Linked DNA regions of Homo sapiens: regions 1 and 3 are each linked to region 2. A link is a loop called in an ENCODE intact Hi-C map of the cell type or tissue named here. Cell type or tissue: heart right ventricle. All regions are shown on one strand. Region 1 overlaps GAB2 (GRB2 associated binding protein 2). Region 2 overlaps GAB2 (GRB2 associated binding protein 2). Region 3 overlaps GAB2 (GRB2 associated binding protein 2).

The links. Peaks named below come from ENCODE experiments on the same cell type or tissue, not always from the same donor. Only the 100,000 strongest peaks of a DNase experiment are listed, where the experiment ranks them.
Region 1: a loop joins it to region 2, with 1.8 times the contacts of the local background. A loop is called at or near these places in 7 of 110 quality-filtered maps.
Region 3: a loop joins it to region 2, with 1.8 times the contacts of the local background. A loop is called at or near these places in 6 of 110 quality-filtered maps.

Annotation. Positions count from the first base shown.
Region 1 is chr11:78,266,073-78,274,072 of GRCh38, reverse strand. The region is part of intron 2 of GAB2 (GRB2 associated binding protein 2); the gene reads left to right. Among named protein-coding and RNA genes, the nearest start is that of USP35, 81 kb to the right of the region's middle. In heart right ventricle, no CTCF peak of the experiment used is centred here; a DNase peak (open chromatin) is centred at 4,842; H3K27ac peaks cover 5,569 bases.
Region 2 is chr11:78,346,215-78,354,214 of GRCh38, reverse strand. The region is part of intron 1 of GAB2 (GRB2 associated binding protein 2); the gene reads left to right. Among named protein-coding and RNA genes, the nearest start is that of GAB2, 68 kb to the left of the region's middle. In heart right ventricle, a CTCF peak has its summit at 3,228; DNase peaks (open chromatin) are centred at 3,204 and 3,974; H3K4me3 peaks cover 1,883 bases; H3K27ac peaks cover 6,740 bases.
Region 3 is chr11:78,253,969-78,261,968 of GRCh38, reverse strand. The region is part of intron 2 of GAB2 (GRB2 associated binding protein 2); the gene reads left to right. Among named protein-coding and RNA genes, the nearest start is that of USP35, 69 kb to the right of the region's middle. In heart right ventricle, no CTCF peak of the experiment used is centred here; a DNase peak (open chromatin) is centred at 4,808; H3K27ac peaks cover 4,148 bases.

The sequences.
Region 1 (8,000 bases), 80 kb after region 2:
CCATTTTCATACTGCTGATAAAAACATACCTGAGACTGGGCAATTTACAAAAACAAAACAAAAAAAAAAACAGGTTTAATAGACCTACAGTTCCACATGACTGAGGAGGCCTCATAATCATGGCAGAAAGCAAGGAGGAGCAAGTCATGTCTTATATCAGTGGCAGCAGGCCGAGAGAGAGCTCTTACAGGGGAACTCCTCTTTTTAAAACCGTCAGGTATCATGAGAACAACCTGGGAAAGACCTGCCCCATGATTCACTTACCTCCCAGCAGGTCCTTCCAACAACATGTGGGAATCCAAGATGAGATTTGGGTGGGGACACAGCCAAACCATGTCATTCTGCCCCTGCCCCCTTTCAAATCTCATGTCATCACATTTTAAAACCAATCATGCCTTCCAAACAGTCCCCCAAAGTCTTAACTCATTACAGCATCAACTCAAAAGTCCACAGTCCAAAGTCTCATCCAAGGCAAGGCCTTCCGCCTATGAGCCTGTAAAATCAAAAGCAAGTTAGTTATTTCCTAGATACAATGGGGATACAAGCATTGGGTAAATACAGCCATTCTAAATGGGAGAAATTGGCCAAAACAAAGGGGCTACAGGCCCCATGCAAGTCCAAAATCCAGTGGGGCAGTCAAATCTTAAAGCTCCAAAATGATCTCCTTTGACTCCCTGTTTCACATTCAGGTCACACTGATGCAAGAGGTAGGCTCCCATGGCCTTGGGCACTCCACCTCTATAGCTTTGCAGGGTATAGCCTCTCTTCTGGCTGATTTCATGGGCTAGCATTGAATGTCTGCACCTTTTCCAGGCACACAGTGCAAGCTGTCAGTGGATCTACCATTCTGGGGTCTGGAGGATGGTGGCCCTTCTCTCACAGCTCCACTAGGCGGTGCCCCAGAAGGGACTCTGTGTGGGGGCTCTGACCCCACATTTCCCTTCTGCACTGCCCTAGCAGAGGTTTTCCATGAGGGCCCCACACCTGCAACAAACTTCTGCCTGGGCATCCATACTTCCATACATCCTCTGCAATCTAGGCGGAGGTTTGTAAACCTCAATTCCTGACTTCTGTGCACCTGCAAGCTCAACACATGGAAGCTGCCAAGGCTTGGGGCTTCCACCCTCTGAAGCAACAGCCCAAGCTGTACCTTGGCCCCTTTTAGTCACGGATGGAGTGACTGGGACACAGGGCACCAAGTCCCCAGGCTGCATACAGCAGAGGGACCCTGGGCCCGGCCCACAAAACCATTTTTTCCTCCTAGGCCTCTGGGCTTGTAATGGGAAGCGCTGCTGTGAAGACCTCTGACATGGCCTGGAGACATTTTCCCCATTGTCTTGGGGATTAACATTCGTCTCCTCCTTACTTATGCAAATTTCTGCAGCCAGCTTGAATTTCTCCTCAGAAAATGGGATTTTCTTTTCTATTGCATTGTCAGGTGCAGATTTTCCAAACTTTTTTGTTCTGCTTCCCTTATAAAACTGAATGCCTTTAACAGCACCCAAGTCACCTCTTAAATGCTTTGCTTCTTAGAAATTTCTTCCCCCAGATGCCCTGAATCATCTCTCTCAAGTTCAAAGTTCCACAAATCTCTAGGGCAGGGGTAAAATGCTTCCAGCCTCTTTGCTAAAATATAACAAGAGTCACCTTTGCTCCAGTTTCCAACAAGTTCCTCATCTCCATCTGAGACCACCTCAGCCTGGACTTTATTGTCCATGTCGCTATTATCACTTTTGTCAAAGCCATTCACAAGTCTCTAGGAAGTTCCAAACTTTCCCACATTTTCCTGTCTTCTTCTGAGCCCCGCAAACTGTTCCAACCCCTGCCTGTTACCCAGTTCCTGTCACTTCCATATTTTCAGTTATCTTTTCAGCAGCACCCCACTCTACTGCTACCAATTTTCTGTATTAGTCCATTTTCACACTGCTGATAAAGACATACCCAAGACTGGGCAATTTACAAAAAATAAAAGAGAGAGAGACATAATGGAGTTACAGTTCCATGTGGCTGGGGAGGCCTCACAATGATGGCAGAAGGAAAGGAGGAGCAAATCATGTCTTACGTGGATGGCAGCAGGCCAAGAGAGAGAGCTTGTGCAGGGGAACTCCTCTTTTTAAAACCATCAGATCTCAAGAGACTTATTCACTATCACAAGAAAAGCACAGGAAAGACCTGCCTCCATGATTCAATTACCTCCCACTGGATCCCTCCCACAACACGTGGGAATTCAAGATGAGATTTGGGTGGGGACACAGCCAAACCATATCACCCAGGCTTGTCTTAAACTCCTGGGCTCAAGTGATCCACCCGCCTTGGCCTCCCAAAGTGCTGGGATTACAAGTATGAACCACTGTGCCTGACTACCTTTTTTTTAAAGAGTTGTGATAGGACTCATATAAAAACTTACATGTTTACTTTCAGCTAGAAGAGGTTTGTGGCAGATGGAGACTGTCTGTTTTTTCATCCTTCTTGCCACCTCCAGATTCTTATTTCTACTGCCACCTTCCAGTCTTCACATATTCCAACCAAAAATGTCTAGGATAAAACCTGCAGGTTCAAGACCAGACCAGGAGTGAAAGTGAGTTTGAAATCAACATAAGGTTGAAGGAAACAATCTCTTGAGAGAGAACTCGTTCCAAAAGGAAACCAGGAATGATGTTCTAGAAGGAAAAGCAGTTTCAGGAACACATATCAAGATGCTATATCATATATGTGGGATTTATTTTTGCTTATTTTGTGTGTACAAATGAAAGAACCTCACCTGCCTCTTGGAATCAAAATAGCTGTCAGTCCTCAGAATAAGGAAGCAGAGAGCTGCTCTGAGCTGTGTTTATAGGCAGGCGGATCCAAGTCCTCACATTTGTGGCTCAGTTGTGGGCAGCTATCCCTGACCAGATGTACTACACACAAAAAGAGCCATCTCTCAGTAGAGAGCTTTGATGAATTATTCATGTGCTCAGGAGTCAACCCCTGTTAGGAAAGCCATCACCCCTTTTGAATTCTCAAAGCTGAGGACTTCTCTTTTCCTTTTATCCCATCCCTCCTCCATTTATTCAGTAGCTATTCTAGGGCCTGCACAGCCACTATCACAGGGACTCCGAAAGGCAGCTAGCTGCACTTGAGTCTCAACATTGCTACTCATTTGCCTTATTGATGTTGAATAAATCACTTTCCCTCTTGGAGGTTTTATCATCTGTAAAATGGAGATGATGCTCCTCACAGCGTTGTTGGGAGGTTGCACAGGTAAAGCTTGGAGAATGTACAGGTACACATTGTGAACAGCAGCTGCTCACTTCACTTTTTCCTTGTAGTGGTCGTAGCAATAGTAGTGATGATTTCTATGTCTGTAGGACAAGATGAACAGAATATAATTTAAATATTTGGTGTTTTTACAGAACTTTATAGTCTATACAACACTTACGCAGTCTCATTTAAGCATGAGGAAACAAAGTGAGATAGGTAGGGGCTGATAATATCATTCCTATCGCAAAAGCAAGGAAACTAAGGCTTAAAGGCACTAAGTGATGATGCCAGAAAGCAGAGTGGAAGGGCCCAGAATCCAAGGCTTTTGACTACCGTCTATGGCTGTGTCCTCTGACTCCTCACTTTTCCCAACCCATTGTCACAGAGCTGTTTACCATGGCTGCTTCTAAGTCACAAAACGGACAGCAAGAAGGAAGAGGAGGAGCAAGAGGTTTATAAATCACTGAGAACTGACTATTCTTTTTTTTTTTTTTTTAAGACGGAGTCTCGCTCTGTTGCCCAGGCTGGAGTGCAGTGGCGCGATCTCAGCTCACTGCAACCTCCACCCTCCACCTCCCGGGTTCAGGCGATTCTCCTGCCTCGGCCTCCTGAGTAGCTGGGATTACAGGCGCACACTACCATGCCCGGCTAATTTTTGTATTTTTAGTAGAAACGGGGTTTCACCATGTTGGCCAGGATGATATTGATCTCCTGATCTCGTGATCCACCCGCCTTGGCCTTCCAAAGTGCTCAGTGCTATCTGTACATCGATATTAACCTCTGATGGCTAAACTAGCAAGATAACATGATCCTTCTTAGAGGAACCTACAAGCTACTGTGAGTTACAGCTCAGGCAATTTAGCTCACCAGAGCCCCATTTTGTAACTCTTGGAGATTTTGAAATAAGGCCAAAGCCTCCACTGTATCTTCTCTACTATTTTAGTTTTTTACCTTCTCGAACTCCTTGGCAGGAATTTCACAGTAGTCACATGTCTAATCTTATGGAATAAAGAATTCCCAAAGTTCTGACCAACTCTTCTTTATATCTTCCCCACCTTTTCTCTACTAAAATTTTAGTGAGACTGTCCCCTTTAAATATTTTGTAAATACTTAAACTTCTAGTAATCCTTAAGTTTCCCGAGTAAGTCAACACTCAAATTATTTTAAGTCCTGGGTCCCACCTGGGGTCAAACGATACCCATAGGAATGCTTTTGGGGAAGTCTTCAGCATCCAGTGAGGAATGTTAGTGGGGTCTTCAAATAGCTCTTTCTAGAGAGAATGACTGGTGCCTTAAAAGTCAGGACCTCTTATTCAAGCTGGATTTCTTACAGCAGGGAGAACTGTGGTAGAGCCAAGTAGTCCATTCAGATTCATTCTGATGACCTTGGTCCTTCCCCCACCATGAAAAGAGAGACAGAGAGCCAGGGAGAAGCCTTGCTCAGAGACCTTACTCTTTCTGTCTTCTCATCCCTGGGAGGGCCTTTTCCTCCCTCATTCCCTCCCTGACCTTTTGGGTTTTGTTTTATTAACTGAAATCAGACCAACTCCTCTGGGGAACCCTTGTTGGAAGCCAAAAGCAAATGTGGGCGGTAATATGCATCTTCTCCCCAGGCTGAGACTCCTCTCTCAAGGAAGAAAGAACAGAGTGGAGACTGACCCAGGCTCCAGCCCAGAGGCGGAGGCTGCTGTCTGAATCACCCACCCTTTTTTTCCACTGAGACAATGAGGAAAATAAATATCCAGACCAGTTTCCAGCCAGATCTGAAATTCTAATTCCTTTAAAAAAAAAAGAAAGAAAAAAAGGTTATTTTAAATAACCCTGAAATATCAGGCCTTCCTCCTCCATCTCTTGCTTGTCATTTTTCATTTACAGCTGGTTCTAGTCATCCACAGAACAGGCCGTGAGTTCAGACATGAGCTCCATAAAATCCTCGCAAATGTTTCTGTGTTGTCCTAGAACAAACTCCAACCTTGACCAACTTCAGGGAATTCCAAATCCTCTGAAGGAGGAAAAGGAGACAGGGAGAAACCTGACCCTATTCTCTTCGTTCTAAGTCTTCATCCTTATTTCTGCCTTTTTTTTTTTTTTTTTTAAATACCAGACACTCCCCCTCACCACCCCAGCCAGCCAGCATAGATAGTCTAGTGTTACCTGCCAAAACCCAAAGACTGTTAGACTTGGGAGCATCTCGTCCCAACTCCACAGCGCCAGAAGCTTTGAATGGCTCCCAAACATCTCATAAGATCCCCCCTACTTTTTTGGTTGAGTGCTTCTGCTTATCCCTATTAAAAGAGGATAATAAATGATTGTTGAATTGGTCCCTGACTGGATTCCAAAGCCCAGTCTAACTCTAATATTGGGCTAGAGGTAGAATTAGAACTTTGTATTTAGTGGTAAGGTCACCTTGGACCTCTGAAGATCTTGATTACGATTAAACATCCGGTTATGTGTAGCGCTACGTAGGATTCAGAACTCTACAAAATCAGTAGATACAGTCTTCTCTCTCTAGGATCTGTGCTGGGAAACAGAGTTCTGGTTTTAAATTTCAGCTTTGTTACGATTTATCTCAGTTTCTTCAACAGTAAACTAGGAGTGATTTCCAAACCTTTTTTAAAGCATTGCTTTTTAACCAAATCTCACATGAAACAGAATAATTTATGAAACAATTGAGAGGGAGCCACTTTGAGTATAGCAGAGGAGAGGGTCAAGTGATACAAGCTGCACTCAACTGCCCACCCTTCCTTCTCCCCACTGGTTGCTTGGGAAGGCTGGCACACAATGTGAGGATACTGGTCCGCAGCAGATGTTTCAAAACAGGGACCTGCAGGGCTGCGCTACAGAAATTTTTATCAGTCCATAAAAATATGAAAACATGAGGAAGATACAATCCATGTTCATAAAACTAAATGTAATCAGATTTTAAGACTTCCCTTTATTCAGAGACTCTTTTTTTTTTTTTTTTTTTTTTTTGAGACGGAGTCTCGCTCTATCACCCAGGCTGGAGTGCAGTGGTGCGATGTTGGCTCACTGCAAACTCTGCCTCCCAGGTTCATGCCATTCTTCTGCCTCAGCCTCCCGAGTAGCTGGGACTACAGGTGCCTGCCACTGCACCCGGCTAATTTTTTGTATTTTTAGTAGCGACGGGGTTTCACCATGTTAGCCAGGATGGTCTCGATCTCCTGACCTCGTCATCTACCCGCCTCGACCTCCCAAAGTGCTGGGATTACAGGTGTGAGCCACCGCACCTGGCCTATTCAGAGATTCTCTTTGTGCATGTATGTTAGTGTTCTCGTGTGTGTGAAGTGACAGTCTTAGTAAATGGTAGTTTTCCATATTTGACATTATTAAAAATTGGCCGCCCCATGTGTCCATTTCTAAAAGTGCACAAGTGTATAAACAAAGAGGCAGTGTTTTCACCTGTCCATGAAATGGAAGAGTCTGGGAAATAGTGATCTAGAGGTGATACGTGTGTCAGGACTAACTGGTTGCCAGCTTCTGCTTCTGTACTCATGGCCAGGGGCCTCTGAACTCTACCATTAAGTCCAGGCCCCCTGCATCCCAGCATAAAGCCAGTGCTGTAGGATCTTTTGTTCCTAGCCCTGCTCTTGTGTGCTAGCTATGGTTAGCCCTGGGATCTTGGCTAATTTTCCAGTGTCTCAGTCTTTGCCCTGATAACCTGCCTGTAGTGTCAGATCCCACCCAGGAGTGGACCCTGTCCTGCTTTTATGTAGCCACTTCTCATAGACCAGAGTCTTACCACACCTCAGACCAGTGGCTGGAGCCCGCCTGCCCACTGGAAGGCTTCTGGGTTGCATGTGGTCTCTCTGCCTGCATTACTGAAAAAAATCTGCTTCTCTTTTCCCAGAACATGCTTCTTCCTCCTCTTGGATTCTACTGCCCACATTTCTAGTGATGCCTCAGTTTCTGTTTCTGTGTTCACGTATTCAGTGCCCTTACCACTCAGAACCTGCTTTTGCCAGTGGACAGGGGTTAGAGAAGAGCATAAGACATGGACCTGCTTTCAGTGGACTCCTGAGCCTTGTTATGTTCTCCAGTTTTTGTTCTCTCTGCCAAACCAGCCTTGGAACTCCTCTTAGTGATTCTCTCTGCCTCCTCTATGTCTGCTTCTAAGAGGTTCTGGGCTTCTCAGTTTTCAGCAAGATTTACCTGCTTTTAACTGAACCGTGCCTGGCTCCGTGCCAAGATATAACTACCAGATAAAAAATTGGGGGTTAACCTCAAGTGTGAAAATATTTAATTTTTTAATTCTGAATTTGGTTTCAACATCAAGCCCCCATCTGGCCAGTGATAGAAATGTAAGTTTTAATCAACTCCGGGTATTCCTGGTCAATATGGGATTTTCTCAGTAAATTCAAGTTTGTCTTCTTTTGTGCCTGGGCTGCTATTTTAAGTGCCCCAAGGCCTAGAGAGCTGGAGACAGTTTATTGAGGCTGGAAGGCTGGAGCACAGTTTGGGATTGGGATTGGGGGAGGAGATGCATGGGAGACAAGGGTAAGGACGCGTCTTATTCCTCTTTAGATCACCGTATTAGTAGCCACAGAGTAGCTGCCCAGTAAATATCCACATGATTTTTTTTTTTTTTTTTTTTTTTTGAGATGGAGTCTCGCTCTGTCACCCAGGCTGGAGTGCAGTGGTGTAATCTTGGCTCACTGCAGCCTCCACCACTCAGGTTCAAGTGATCCTCTCACCTCAGCCTCTCAAGTAGCTGGGATTACAAGCATGCGCCACCACACC
Region 2 (8,000 bases):
GGTAATCATGGTCTCTGGAACACAGTAGACACTTCCAAAAGTGTTCCTTTATTAGAGGGTAGCCATCATTCTTTCAATAATAAGCACCTGCTGGGCCCAAGGTACAGGTTATAGGAAGACAGCAAGTTTTCCTTATTTCAGTAGTTCTCAAAGTGCCATCCCTGGACCAACAGCACCAACATCACGTAAGATCCCCTGAGAAATGCAAATTCTCAGGCCCCCAAGCCAGAGCTACTGAATCACAAATTCTAGGCTGGGAGCCTTCAGTCTGTGTTTTACCAAGCTTTCCGGTGATTCTGATGCATACTGAAGTTTGAGAACCACTTCTTTATTTTGTAGTTCAGTACCAGGAGTTATCTGATAATATAAAATACCTTATGTTTATCTAGAGCTGCACTGTCCAATACAGTAGTCATTAGCCATAGGCAGTTATTTAAATTTTAATAAAACCAAGTTATCTAGAGCTGCACTGTCCAATACAGTAGTCATTAGCCATAGGCAGTTATTTAAATTTTAATAAATTAAAACCAAGTAAAATTAAAAATTCAGTTTCTGAGTTGTACTAGCCACAAGTGCTCAGTAGACATATGTTGCTAGTGGAAACCATACTGGACAGCACAGATGTAAACATTTCTATTATCACAGGAAGTTCTATTGAATAATGCTGGGCTCAAAGCAGTGGTCCTCAGATTTTATCATGAATCGTATCATTAGTCTGTAAAATATACATTGTTGGGCCCCATCCCCAGTTTCTCCCAGTGTTTCTTTTTATTTGAGACAAAGTCTCACTCTTTTACCCAGGCTGGAGTGCAATGGCACAATCTTGGCTCACTGCAACCTCCGCTTTCTGGGTTCAAGTGATTCTCCTGCCTCAGCCTCCCGAGTAGCTGGGATTACAGGTACACACCACCATGCCCAGCTAATTTTTGTGTTTTTAGTACAGACGAGGTTTCACCATGTTGGCCAGGCTGGTCTGCAACTCCTGATCTCAAGTGATCCGCCCACCTCAGCCTCCCAAAGTGCTGGGATTACAGGTGCATGCCACCACTCCTGGCTCCCATTCCCAGAGATTGTGATTCAGTAGATCTGGGGTAGGGCTGGAGAAGATACACGTGTAACAAGCTCCTAGATGATGCTCATGCTGCTGGTATGGGGACCACTTTTTGAGGACTACTGGTCTTGCATAAGGATTCTTGATCTGAAGTCTGTGAACCTTAAAAAATTATAGGCAAAATACTCTATGTACCCATATAATAGAGGTTGCAGGATATAGGACTCACAGTTTTAATCTGATTATCAAGTGGGTCAGCAGGTCAGGAGAACTTTTAGCTGCAGTTAACAGAGAATCTGACTAATAGTGACTTAAATCACAAGGACTTTGATATTCATTTAGCAAAGTAAGAGGCTGGAAGTTTCAGCATTCTTTCAGTGGCTCAAGCATGTCACCAGGAAAATCAGGCACTTTCCCTCAGAAAACCCCTTATGTTTTTTTTGGCTAGCAATAGGTCACATGCCCACCTCTAGATCATTCCCATCAATGAGGAATGGGATTTGTATAATTGCTTTTGATTCAGCCCCTGGGGCAAAGGGAGGGGATTTACCTTCCCTGATAACATCAGATCTCCACCAGTCCTCTGAACAAAATATGAATTCTGTAACAAGGGTGAAGGGAGAAATGGCTATTTGGTCTCTCAGTGAGTGACCCAAAAAGTGTTAGGAGTGTCTGGTCTGCATCCTTTCAGCTTATCACATGCTTTCAACTTGCTAGGCAAGCAGGGCACAGACACGCCGAGCTGTGAAGCCCTGCTGAGCTCTGTCCTCTAGTGCCTTATGACGGGTTCTGTGAAGTCATCCTGCATGTAACGGGGATGACGTGGTATGAGATTTAAGAGCCTGATCCAGGCTTCTGGGAGTCGGCATCAAGTCAGCCTTAAAGCTAGTCCCCGTCTGACTTTGGCCCCCAGTTGTTTTGTGTGGTTGTGTGTTTTTGTTTGTTTGTTTGAGACGGAGTCTCAGTCCTGTTGCCCAGGCTGGAGTGCAATGGCGCCATCTCGGCTTACTGCAGCCTCCGCCTCCCGGATTCAAGTGATTCTCCTGCCTCAGCCTCCCAAGTATCTGGGATTAAAGGTGCCCACCACCACACTTGGCTAATTTTTTGTATTTTTAGTAGAGGCGGGGTTTCACCGTGCTGCCCAGCTGGTCTTGAACTCCTGACCTCAAGTGATCCTTCCACTTCGGCCTCCCAAAGTGCTGGTATTACAGGTGTGAGCCACTGCGCTCGACCTGGCCCCCCAATTCTTTTTAGAATTGGCTCTTGCTTGGTTCCTTTTGGTCAAGTCCCTGTCAAAGTACAAGTTTTTGTACTTTGATTCTTTAAAGACTCCCATTATTCTTTTCTCTCACCAGTCTCCTTGGAATTAGAGTCCTGGTCCTGGATTTGGGGACCAAACACTTGGAATTCTGCTGCCAGACTTCCAGTTCCCTATCTACTTACCTAGCTCCCTGCTTGTCTTCTCCCAGCAGTATGCTTTAGATGCTTGGCTTTCAGTAGGGAGATAGTGTCTAAAAATGTACAATGTGAGACTATTTCACGTAGAAATGGTAAATGAAGCACTGGGAGTTAATGAGATTATTGAAGGAGAAGATGTGAGAACGAAAGCTCATACCACCCCTCTACTGAATCAAATGAAGGGCATGGTCATTTGTGTGTTCATCTGTACTCTCCACAAGTACCATGAATCCCAGGCTGAGAATCAACAAAGACCTTATAAACAAAGACCCAGGGCCACCTGGGAATCCAGAGAGGTGCCTGATGAAAGGGATGACAGTAGCTCAGCTGGCAGAGCTCTCTGCCTGCATCCCCTGCCCCCTAGAGCAGTTCTGCTTTTACTTCTATGTTATGCTTCTATACGAAATCTTGTATGTAGAAATAAATAATTCCACTTATTAAAAAAAAAAAAGGCCACTGGGTAAATGATGCCGAAGGCCCCTTCTAATACTGAGAATGGGCTCAAGGGCTAGAATACAGGTACTAGGCTATGACATGTGAAACAGAAGTGTAGTCCTGTCGTATTTTAGGAGAAGGAACTCTGGCTCCCTTGTTCTCTGCATGGTTTTGAGCTGACAGTTGCCTCGGTCAACAGCTGGATACAGTACCCAATTGTTTGCAGCAAAAGTCCTGCGAGTCTGTTTCCTCTAAAAAGCTTCTTCCACGACTTCCTTCCCCCATCCTCCCAGGACAGAAGTGGACACAAGGGGGAATGTTTCAGTTCCCCTGTCGGGTTGTGTGTCTTCCTCTCAAACCACTGTTCAAAATGTCTAGGGAATTTTTATTTTCCAAAGTTGCTTACCGGAAACAACTTGGCAGAGCATAGTTTGGGGAGGAGGCTTTAGTTCAATGAGCACAAAAGCACATGTTCCTGTGGTGAATTCTTAACGTGTGTGAAGGGGAAGCAAAGGAGCTTTAGTAAAATTGCAGTTCAGGCTAAGTCAGGAATGGAAATGAGGAACAACCAGAAAACATCACAGTTTGTTTTAGAGCATTTAGTTCCTAACTCTCAATGACACACACTCAGGCTTATGGCTGAATTTCAGATTATCCTTGTATATACTTTTTAGAAGTTTTTATTTGGTATCATAATTTATAGTGTAACAATGAAAAGTCGCCTGGCTTTATAACAGATTTCAGAAAGTGAAACTTGGTTTCTGAGGAATAAACAGGCAGCAGAGCAATCCTCAAAGAGGAAGTGCATGAGAAACTGAGGGTTTAGGGAGATTATATTTGGTTAGAAACGCTGGGCCTTTGTTAAAAGTTGAAAAACCTGATCACTCCAGTCTTTGGAGGTTCTGAGGGAGAGCATGTCTTGCCAGAGTCTCACGGATGATTAGAGTTAATCCCGGCACCCAGGCCTCTTTACTTTTCCTCTGCAGTGTGGGTTCCCCTCCTGAGCTACCCGCTAGAGCCTAGTTTCCCAGGGTTTCTCTCTCTGGTCTGTTTTTGCAGCTCAAGCCATGTTCTCCTTGATCTGTTGGCCAGGCTTCAGGGGAGATGGACTACAGCTGGTCTGAAATAGGAAGACGGTAAATTTACTTAAACTTTCAGCATGACCCATTTGCCTAACTTTTTTTTCAATGTGATGAATGAAAATATAGACAACAGAATGTTTCACAAGACAGCCAACTCAAAGAGAATAAGAATGAGGACGTGTGCAATTTGCTTTTACCTTTAAAAAGAAGCATATTACAGAACCTCTTGATTGTCTTTCTTTTTTTTTTCTTTTTTTCTTTTTTTTACCTCTGTCATCTGTGATCCATTCGCCTGTTCAGCCAAGATATTTTGGCATTTTTACTCTGGGAAACCAGTGGGTGGGTGAACATGGAGGAGCCAAAAGTTAACAAAATACCAGCAAATGCTGGAGCCAAGTGAGAGGATTCTCCTCTGCTCCAGAAGCAGAGGTGTACCCCACCTCCCACTCTCCCAAGCTGCTTTGAAAAAGGCTGCTAAAACTCACCGACTTAAAAAAAATTTTTTAAAAGAAAAAAAACTCCCTGACTTGAGAGGATTTCTCAGTCCTGATGAAGGAAATCTCTAGCAGCTCTTCTTGTCCCTAGGCTATCAGGGCTTTTCCTTTCTGAGGATGCCCTAAGCACTGTAGGGAATAATAGCATTCGAAGGTAAGTTTATCTGGTCTGATGCCAGCATACATTGTTGAATCCAAATCTACCATTTACCATCGGGGTGACTTTCAATGAGTTCTTTAAACTTTCTGAGCCTGTTGTCTCATCTGTAATAGAGATAATAGTGCCTACCTCATCAAAAGTGTTAGAATTAAGTAAGATGATTTGTAACTTAGTACCAGACACCTCATTAATAATCAAATGTTTTTTGCAATACCACTCATTTTCTCACCAACTTCTATACAGCTTCCTGTTTTCCCAGTGATCGTGAGATATGGGAGGTAGTAGCTTGCTAACTTGTTTCCAGTGGCAGCAGGAGTGGCAAAGGAAATTACTTTTTTCCTTATCAACTTCAAAGGATAATTTACACACAGTGAACTATATCTGTGTACATTTAATGAGTCTCATAGGTGTCTGTCCGTACTCATGAAACAAGTACTACATTGAAGATGTAGAACATTGGCATCATCCCCAAAAGATTCCTCTTGCCCCTTTGCAGTCTTTCCCTTCCTTTGCCCTTAGCCCCAGGCAAGCACTCCTCTGTTCTTTGTCACTCTAAATTAGTTTGCATTTTATAGGAGTACAGTATGTACACTTTTTGTGCAGCTTATTTCACTCAGCATAGTGATTTCTGGATGTGTCCATGTTGTTGCATGTATCCATGTTATTGCTGAGTAGTATTCCATTGTGTGGATATACCACCTATTGATGGACATTGGGTTCTTTCTTGTTTCTGGCTCTTTTAAATAAAGCTGATATGAACATTCACTTGGAAATCTTTCTGTGGAGCATACATTTTCATTTCTCCCAGGTATACCCAGCAGTTGAATGGCTCAGTCATATGGTAGATACGTGTTAAACTTTTTGAGAAACTTCCAAACTGTATTGTTTTACTTTCCTATCAACAGTGTATGTGATTTCCAGTTGCTTTACAATCTCAGAAGCACTTAGTGTGATCAGCCTTTTTAATTTTAGTCATTCTAATGGGTTTATAGGTCATGGTATTCATTGTGGTTTTCATTTGTTTCCCTGATGTCTAGTGATGTTGAGCACCATGTGCCAACTGGCATTTTGTATACTATCTTCTTTTGTCTAGTATCTGTTCAAATCTTTTGCCCATTTAAAAAATTGTGTCATTTATCTTCTTACTGAGTTGTACAAGTTCCTTTTATGATCTGGATACCAGTTCTTTGTAAGATAGAAATATATTAAACATTTCCTTCAATCTGTGAAAACATGTGAATACAACTGATCCTTGAACAAAATGGGCTTGAACTGCATGGGTCCATTTATACTTGGATTCTTTTCAGTAAAAGTGACACTGAGTGTGCTTGCCTCTCCTGCCTCCCCTTCCTCCCCTTCTACCTCTTCTGCTTCTGTCACTGCTGAGACAGCAAGTCTAACCTCTTCTTTTCCTCTTTCTCCTCAGCCTACTCAATGTCAAGATGAAGATAAAGACCTTTATGATGATCCACTTCCACTTAATCAATACTAAATACATTTTAATCTTCCTTATGATTTTTTTCTCTATCTTTACTGTAAAAATGCAATATATAATATATAACATACTAAGTATGTGTTATTCCACTGTTTATAGTAGTTAAGTTTCAGGGGAGTCAAAAGTTGTACATGGATTTTTGACTGCATGGGAGGGAGCCATCCCCTAACCCCCATGTTGTTCAAGGTTCAACTGTATGTTCTCCCAGTTTGTGTCATGCCCTTTCCTTCTCTTAATTGTATCATTTGAGGAACAAAAGCTTTGAATTTTGATGAAGCTTAGTTTTCAGTTTTTCTTTTATGATTTATGCTTTTTGTTTACTTAAAGGTCACAAAGATTTTTCTCCTATGTTTTCTTGTAGGAGATGTTTTAGCTTTTACATTTAGGTCTATAATCCAGTTCAAGTTAATGTTTGTATATGGTGTGAAGCAAGGGTTAACATGGGGATTATCTTTTAGGTAAGTGTCTATTATGTATCAGGAACTTTATTTCTCAAGAAATAAATGTTCTAAGATAATTATCCTTATTTTAATGATGAAGAAAAGAAGTCTCAGAAGTATTAACTTGTTCAAATCGTACAACCAAGGCTCAAGTCCATGATTGCCCAACTCCAAAGCCCATGTTCTTTCTACCTTATTATGTTGGCATTGTTTTCAATGTCAGTTTGGACCCATATAAAAACGCCCAGCTGTACCCTATGAGGAGGATATAAAAATGTGAGATGGTAGTTGACACTCGGAGGACATTCATATCTCCAAACCCAACCTTATGAAGTTGGCCACAGCAAGCATGTTGGAAACTAGAACCAGGGGTTTCATATCAAGCCATTTGCTTAGGTCTGTATCTCAAAAGCTTTAAATACAACTTTTTTTGGTGCCCTCTTGATAAGGAGTCTTATACTGAGCTCTTCTTCTCTTTTATAGCTGGTCCATCAGAAAGATTAAATTAAACGTTTGGCCACATGGACAGTTAATCCTTAGATCACCCAGTTGGATGGTTCATTCCTGCTATGTTTGGTTTGATTTTTTATTTTTGGAAAACAAATAGTGAGTCAGTCTGCTTTCCCTCCCTTTCTCTGCCTCACCACTCCTTCTGGATTCTCTTAGATGCTCTGGTCATACTAGGTAAACAGTATTTTTCTTAAAATTTTCCTTGAGCCATGACAGAATCATGAGAGAGCTCCCCTGGCTCTGATACTTAATGCCCCCCTCTAAAAAGAAAGGTCTATTTGAGGCTATTCACTTTTGTCATCTTGAAAGAGTCTCTGAGTCTTACCTAGCAGGAATATTTTGTTTCTTTTCCTAAAAAAAAAAAAAATTATATATATATATATATATATATATATATATATATATATATATATATGGAGGGGATGTAAACAGAACAGCCCATACCTCTCTGTTCTTGCTTCTCATTAATGTAGATTTGGTAAATTCTCCTTTCTCTTCTCTTCTCTTCTCTTCTCAGGCAGCATGATGTAGGTGGGAAGAATATGGAGCTTTAAAGTGAGAAGTACCTACATTTGAATCCCAGCTCCAGTATTTACATAGCTAGCAAATCACCCAGTCTCTATGAAGTTCGATTTCCTATTCTGTAAAATGGGAATAACAAGTACTTTATGGGTTTGTTACTCAGTTTCTGGCACATGTGTGTGCTTATATTATTTCCTCCTGTTCTTTTATTAGATCTCTTTCTGAAGAGTAAGGATGTGAGATGATACTCATAAAAAGTCTGAATAAGGGGGTGTTGGAAGCTTATAAAGGGTATGTTTTGAATATGGAGCCCTATTTAAGGTGCCTTAACAGATTTATTCCTTTCACTTTGG
Region 3 (8,000 bases), 92 kb after region 2:
TAAAGTTGGTTAGCTTCAAAATACAGTGATGTATTTTGGATATTTCTGTGGAAAGGTTACAAGGGTCAAATGCATCATTAATGTGAACTTAATATACCCACTTGATGGATTGATTCCTGTGGGAAAACTAATGGGTTCCCAAAGTTCCTCGGGGGAGGGCTGAAGTGCTCCTCCGAGTATAAATTTGTTCTTTCTGACTGCATGTAAGCTCATAAAGCATAGGCCACCCTTTGGGGCTGGCCTGCAGCTCAGTAGTGCCTCTCGTACCTGCTCCAGACCCTAAGTAAATCACAAGAGTGCTTCATTTCAAATATGAATGAATCCTTGATGGGACCAACTAACCAACCCAAGCCCCACACGAAGGAACAGGAGAAGGGTCTGCCGCAGCTAAGGGGTACGATAGGTATAAACAAAGCTTGTAACCTGACCTCTTGCAAATCAACAGCACAGTGCATGGCTAAAGATAGACTTGCTATCCCCAAACAGAAATACACACAACCCAGAAAACCTCACTAAGTGATAACAATTTCTTGTACCCTAAATAACTGTTTACATTTGGATCTCATTTGGTCATTCTTCTAACCCAGGGAGGAAAGATTCCAACAGAACTTGCTGCTCTAGTGTGTTTATTGAAGATCGCCTTGTTCTGGTTCTGGTTCTGGTTTTTGTTTTGGTTTTGTTGAGACAGGGTCTCACTCTGTCGCCCAGGCCGGAGTGCAGTGGTGTGGTCACAGCTTACTGCAACCTCGACCTCCTGGGCTCAAGTGATCCTCCCACCTCAGCTCCCCAGCCCCCCAGTCTGGGACTGCAGGCATCTGCCACAATGCCCAGCTAATTTATATGTATGCGTGAGATATATATATATCTCAGACATACATATACACACACACATATATATATACATACATACATATATAGAGACAGACAGACAGCGTCTTCCAGTGTTGCCCAGGCTGGTCTTGAACACCTGAGCTCAAGTGATCCTCCTGCCTTTGCCTCCCAAAGGGCTGGGACCTCCTTGTTCTAATTGGAATGTTTTCTAGGCATAGAACATTGTGCTAAACACGATTAGAGAAAAAGATATGGTCTGGATCCTGGATTCTAACAGCTTATAGTTTCACTTCACATGACAGATTTATGAATTCCCAATTAGAATAAATGGCAAAATTATGTACTACAAAAGATTTAGAAGGCATAGACTGGGCGCGGTGACTCATGCCTGTAATCCCAGCACTTTGGGAGGCCAAGGCGGGCAGATCACCTGAGGTCAGAAGTTTGAGACCAGCCTGGCCAACATGGTGAAACCCTGACACTACTAAAAATACAAAAATTAGCTAGGTGTGGCAGTGGGTGCCTGTAATCCCAGCTACTCGGGAGGCTGAGGCAGGAGAATCACTTGAACCCAGAAGGCGGAGGTTTCAGTGAGCCAAGATCGCACCATTGCACTCCAGCCTGGGAGACAAGAGCAAGACTCCATTCAAAAAAAAAAAAAAGATTTAGAAGGCATGATTAATTCTAACTAGGGAGACAAGGCATTTCCATCTCTGAAATGAGATGCCTCGAGCCAAAGAAGGTTGTAAAAGGACGTGTGACCAGGAACTGTGCTGTGTCACTAAGCTACAGTCACTCGCTCTCTTTCCTCTTTGCCTTTCACAGAATCAATTTCTGCTAATGTATACTGTGAGATCGTATGCATCAAGGTCAGGATGTTCTGACTTGGCTCTCCCTAGCGGAGATGGTGTTCTTTCTCAGAGTCTTCCCTTGGAAGGGGGATGGGGAATCATAGGTCCAGAAAGATCTCATGGGATCTCATGTTACTGCCTGTCTGTCTTTTCTTTTTTCTTCCTCCGCTTTATAGTTCTTATAAACATTAGGAAACTTATATTTCTGAACTCGAGAATCTATTTATACTAGTGTTTAGTACTTTGATCCACAAATGTTTACTTACCATGCAAATAATGAGTGATACTATAAACTCAAAACAAATAACAGATCTGGTCCAGTTAGTGTCCTGACCAGATCTCATAGCTTGATTGCTCCTGCCCCCAGGCCCACATTACAGAGAGTACATCTTCATTCATAGCGATACATCTTTTAGTGCAGGGTAAGGGCTCTTGGAGTAAGTTCTGAATTCTTATTCCAGGGTTCATTTCTGACCTTCTGTGTGGCCTTGGACAAGTCTTATTTCTCTGGGCCACAGTTTCTCAAACTGTAGATGAGAGATTTGAGAGGTAGGAGGAGGGTGGTGGTGATAAATTAGAGACTGGACTCTGGGGACCCTTCCAATTGCTATATTATGTGAGTTACTGTGTAAAGTTGAGCCATTTTATGTTTGGCCTTGAATTTATGAATTTCCTCTGGCATAAATTATGATATATGCCAAAGGCCTTTGAGACTTAATCCTTCTTAAATAATTTCAGGCTTATGATGAAAAGTGACCTGGAGCTTTGGATCCAGTCTTGCCCTCAGCACCTGTCAGCATGCTTTTGTTTTTAGGATTCTTCATATGTTCCTTGTTTTTCAGTGAGCTTTCTACAGGGACCACACACTCCTTAGAATCCTATCAAATACTGTTGTCAAAATTCTTTCGTCATCCTCTCTGCACTAGAACTTTTAGAATTTTACCACCATTCCACTTCTAGTAATAAAAAATGGGACAAGTGTCAGGCCAACAGCCATTTATTGAGTATTTAATAATTACTGTTTACCTATATTTCATATCAAATCCTCAAAAGAACCCTGTTGAGTAGGTGTTCTCTTTGGCATTTGACAGTGTGGGAAATGAGGGATAAAGATATTAAAAGTTTTGCTCAAGGCCCTGTAATAAGATAGTTCCAGACCAAATACCACATGTTCTCACTTATAAGTGGGAGCTAAATGATGAGAACACATGGACACAAATCAGGGAACAACAGGCACAGGGGCCTACCAGAGGGTAGAGGGTAGGAGGAGGGAGAGGAGCAAAAAAAATAACTATTGGGTACTAGATTTAGTACCTGGGTGATGAAATAATCTGTACATCAAACCCCCATGACACAAGTTTACCTACATAACAAACATGCACGTGTACCCCTGAACCTAAAAGTTTAAAAAGAAAAAATGCCAATGAAAACATTATAAACTTATGAAAATCAAAAAGGGTACCCTATATATGGAATTATAACTGATTCATATATTGTATGTGCTATTTAAAGTTTATATATTCAGGCCAGGCATGGTGGTGCATGCCTATAGTTCCAGCACTTTGGGAGGCCAAAGTGGGAGAATCACCTGAGCCCAGGAGGTCGAGGCTGCAATGAGCCATAATTGTGCCACTGCACTACAACCTGGACAACAGTGCGCGATCTTGTCTCAAAAAAAAAACAGAAAATTAAAAAATTTAAAAAAAATTATAATTCAACTCTAAGAAGCTTCTTAAGAAAACTTTTAAATACATGTTTCTCATTGAGGGGAAAAAAATTAAATAAAATAGTTTCAGAACCTGTGTCTGGGAAGTCCACATCAGGGTTATTTTTGTTATACCTTGTTCCTTTGGAGCCATAGATTATGTGAAGGGCCAGAGAGAACGTGGATGCTTATCAATTTGCAATTTTGATGATCCAAAGGAAGGTTTTTGGAAATATTTGCTCTTTCATTTGTCACTCAAAGCCTGCTTTGCCTTTTCTTCAGTAGACCCTAACCCTTCTGTCTCTGCCCCAGAATTAAGAACCAGAGGTTGTTAAAACCAAACCAGTGGATCCTAATCTGAATCTCTGTAAATATGACTAATGAGGTCTGAGGTGGGACCAGCCCTCTGCATTTACATTTCCCAGAGATAACTTTGATGTGTACCCCCGATCTAATCCAACCTCTTCTTTTTGTAAATAGAGACAGTGAGGCTTGGGAAGATGAAATGGTATGCCCAGATTCACTCAGCCAGTAGGCGGTAGAGCTAGGCCTGGACCCCCATCCTCATATTTTAACTTTCCTTCCCTAGTACCATTCACCTCATAGGGCTCTTGTGGGAGTTCTTCCTCTGCACAGGTGAAAAGAATTGGCTTTGGAGACTGTGAGATCTGATTCAGATCTAGGCTATGCCACTTTCTGGCTGTGTGACCCCAGAGTTTGCTATTGATGTCTCTGAGCCTATTTTTCTTCATCCAAAAAAAAAAAATGGAGGTAATAATATGTACCTCACAGGGTAGACTAGAGGCACATAATAGGTGCTTAGTAAATGGCAGCTGTGCTTACCACAGTCACTGTTGTCCTTTTGGTTCTCATTAATTCCCCGTATACCATCTGTACGGCATATAATTGTGACCAAAACAGTGACAGTTACCTTCCAAGCATCCGTCATGTCTTGGAAAGCAGCTCGTACCTCTTTGGCCAATCTCAAGGTCTCAACCAGCTCCATGTGTACTCCAGGAATAGGAGCAATAAGAGTGGCTAAATGCATGATATAAAATGATCTCTATTCCTCACAGCAGTCCTACAAAGTACTTAGCCCTATTGAACAAGTGAGAATTAAAAAGGCTTATTAACATATCCAAGGCTACAGAGCTAGGAGTTAGCAGAGTCAGACTTTGAATCCAGCTCCAATACAGCTTTTGGTCTACCACTTTATGGGTTCTGAGACCCACTGAGGCTTGAGGGTGGGGATAAATTTTTGGGGGAGAAGGGATAAAGATGAAAAGGGCACTGAGATAAGGGAACTAGTCATTATTTGGCCAGTCATCTTTTCCAGAAACTCCCGCCAACCACCCCTTTCCTGCTCATGTTATCACTAGCCAGTCGATGGCTGGGTTGGCCTGGGCTGGGCTCCTCGGCTGAAATCCTTCAGAGCTTTCCTGTTCTAGAGTTTTGCAAGAAGGTGGGAGGAGTGTTTGTATGCTGGGCAGGCTTCCCAGGGGTGATTGTGGAAAGGAAGGGGAGTGATTCTGTAGGGCCCTAAAAAGAAGCCAGGAAGAAGAAAAAAAAAAACTGTTTAAAAGAAAATAGATTGACTCAGGCATTTGTGGGCATTATCTTTAGTCTAGACTTGGAGATAGAAGCTCAGGCCAGGAGTCTAGAAACCTCCATTTTCTTCTTGTGTTTTGGGTCATTAGGAAGGTCAGTTACACAGCAAGAAGTACCAAAAACACCCCAGCCACACATTGTTTAATATCTTCCTTTATTTTCACCATTCTTTTCTTCTCCCAAGGGGTACCCAGGCAATAAAAACAAATCCTATTAATGCCTTATGCATGTGCATGGATTTGCTTCCAAACCCTTATCTCATTCACCTCCTAAAACAACCCAGTGAGACAGACAGGTAGGCTAGAGATTATCCTCCAATACTTGATAGTTATGAATTAAAGCTCAGCGACCACACATGATCTCACAGCAAGTTTATGGCAGAGCTGGAACTGGATTCCTGGTCTCTTGACTTCTGTCCCGTGCATGAGGTTCACTCACTGGGAGTAAAATTTCAACCCACTTAGATCTATTCTCACTCCCCCATGCCTGCCACCAGGTAACCACTAATCTTTTTCACATCCCTGCAGATTTGCCTCTTCTAGATATTTCACATAAATGAAATCATTTCTAGAATCACTCCCCTTCCTTTCCACAATCACCCCTGGGAAGCCTGTCCAGCATACAAACACTCCTCCCACCTTCTTAACAAAACTCTAGATCTGTGGTCTTTTATGATTGGCTTCTTTCACTTAGCGTAATATTTTGAAGGTTCATCAAGATAACCTATATCAGTATTTTTTATTTCTATGGCTAAATAATATTCCATTGTGTGGATATATCACATTTTGTTTATCCATTCGTCAGGACATTTTGGTTGTTTCCATTTTTTGGCTCTCATGAATAATGCTGATATGGACATTCATCTATAAGTTTTTGGTGTTTGTGTTTTAATTCAATCCTTTCAGCAACCCTCTATGATAAACTGCAGGGCAAGTTATCCTAGATATTAATAGTCCCTTTTTACAGATGAAGCAACTGAGGCTAAGTGATTTGCTCCAGGTCAAATAGCAAGCAGATCTGCCTTTAGGCAGATCTAGGGACAGAGCCAAGTCTCTCCACTATTAGCCTAATACATTTTTTTCTGTTACATGTAGCACACCATGTCGCTTTTGTTCTATGAAATGTTTGGAAGTATATTTGAAAACTTTAATTATAGGGAGTGACCCTGAGGGGTGATGAAGCCATGAATCACAGCAGTGCCAGGTCTACTAATCAGCCCTGTCCAGAATGGCCATGTAGAATGTACTCCACTTACCAATGGCAAGCCATCTGAAGGGAGCAGCTTTCAGTGAGCAAAACAAAACAGCACCAAACCCAAGTTGGCTGAAGCTCTTGCCTCCAACTGATGTGGAAAGTGAGGTAGCACCTCCCCGGAACCTCATCTATTGGGGCACAGGCAGCTCATCAGAATTGGGGGTTGGAACCACGGAGGAAGAAGTAGCAGGGGTACTCGGCCATCAGGGTCCAAAATGAGAAAAATCTTATTCCAGAAAAGTTGTCTCTGAATTTAGCTTTGTAATTATTTTTCCTGAGATAAGCAAGAAAACCTTGTTTGATGTTTTAGGTTTTATGGTATATATTGGTTTCCTAGGACCTCCATGACAAATTACCACAAAGTGAGTAGATTAAAACAACAAAAATTTACTCTCTCACAGTTCTAGAGGCTAGATATCCAAAATTAAGGCATTGGTGGTATTGGTTCCTTCTGGGTGCTCTAAGGAGAGTCTGTTTCTACCTTTCCGTTAGTTCCTGGTGGCTGCCAGCAGTCCTTGGCATTCCGTGGCTAGTAGATACATCATTTCGATCTCTACCTTGACCCATACATCACATGGTATTCTGCCTTTGTGTTTCTCTGTCTCTGTGTCTCTTTTATAAGGATACCAGTTCATTGGATGAGGGCCCACCCTAATCCAGTATGACTTCCTCTTAACTATGTACAGAGACGCTATTTTCAAGTAAGGTCACATTCTGAAATACCAGGTAGACATGAGTTTTGGAAGGACACTAGTAAACCTAGTATAGACACTAAGAAATAATCACATAAATTCAGGCAGAGATCTTTTTAAAGTTGCAAGCAGAAGTGGGATTTTGGCAAGTTTTAGTGCCAAAACAGCTTTGAAAGAATTTTTCTGGAGCTACATACTTTTTTTTTTCTTTTTTCTTTTTTCTTTTTTTAGAGACAAGGTGTCACTCTGTCATCTTGGCTGATTGCAGTGGCGCGATCATAGCCCACTGCAGCCTCAATCTCTTGGGTTGGAGCAGTCTTCCCACCTCAGCCTCCTAAGTAGCTAGGCCTACAGGCACACACCACCACGCCCAGTTAATTTTTTAATTTTTGATAGAGACGACTCTCACTAGGTTTCCCAGGCTGGTCTCAAACTCCTGACCTCAAGCAACCCTCCTGTCTTGGCCTCCCAAAGCGTTGGGATTACAAGCATGAGCTATTGCACCCAGCTAAGCTATAGATCATTAGATGGAGCTGGCTAGTTTCATTGACATGACTTTGTGCTGGTAGAGTAGAAATCCAAGTTTCTGTTGGATGAAGGCCCAATTCATCCTAATCCCTACTTCATCTTCTTAACAGACCTTAAAACCTCTCTGATTTTGACCACAAGAAACACACATATTTGGATTTTTGCGCCAGGGAAAATTCTTTTATTTTTTCAGTATGATCAGTCAACAAATGTGTATTGAATACATACCATGGCTGGGGCTGTTCTAGGCACTAGGGGTACATAAGTGATAGAAGGTGTTCCATGTACCTATGACATTCAAGATTTTCTAGACCTTATGTGTATTTCATTCTTTTCATCCTTATAGCTGCCCTATGTTGATTTGTAAATAAGGAGACTGAGACTCTGAGAGGTGAAGTGACTTCCCCAAGTATGCAGCTAAATAGACTGAGTCACAGATATGACTCCACAGGCTGAGCTCAAGGAAGGGGCTGCAGAGGTGAGGATGGGTCACTCCTCTTTTATTCATACTCACAGCCAAAGCATTCAACA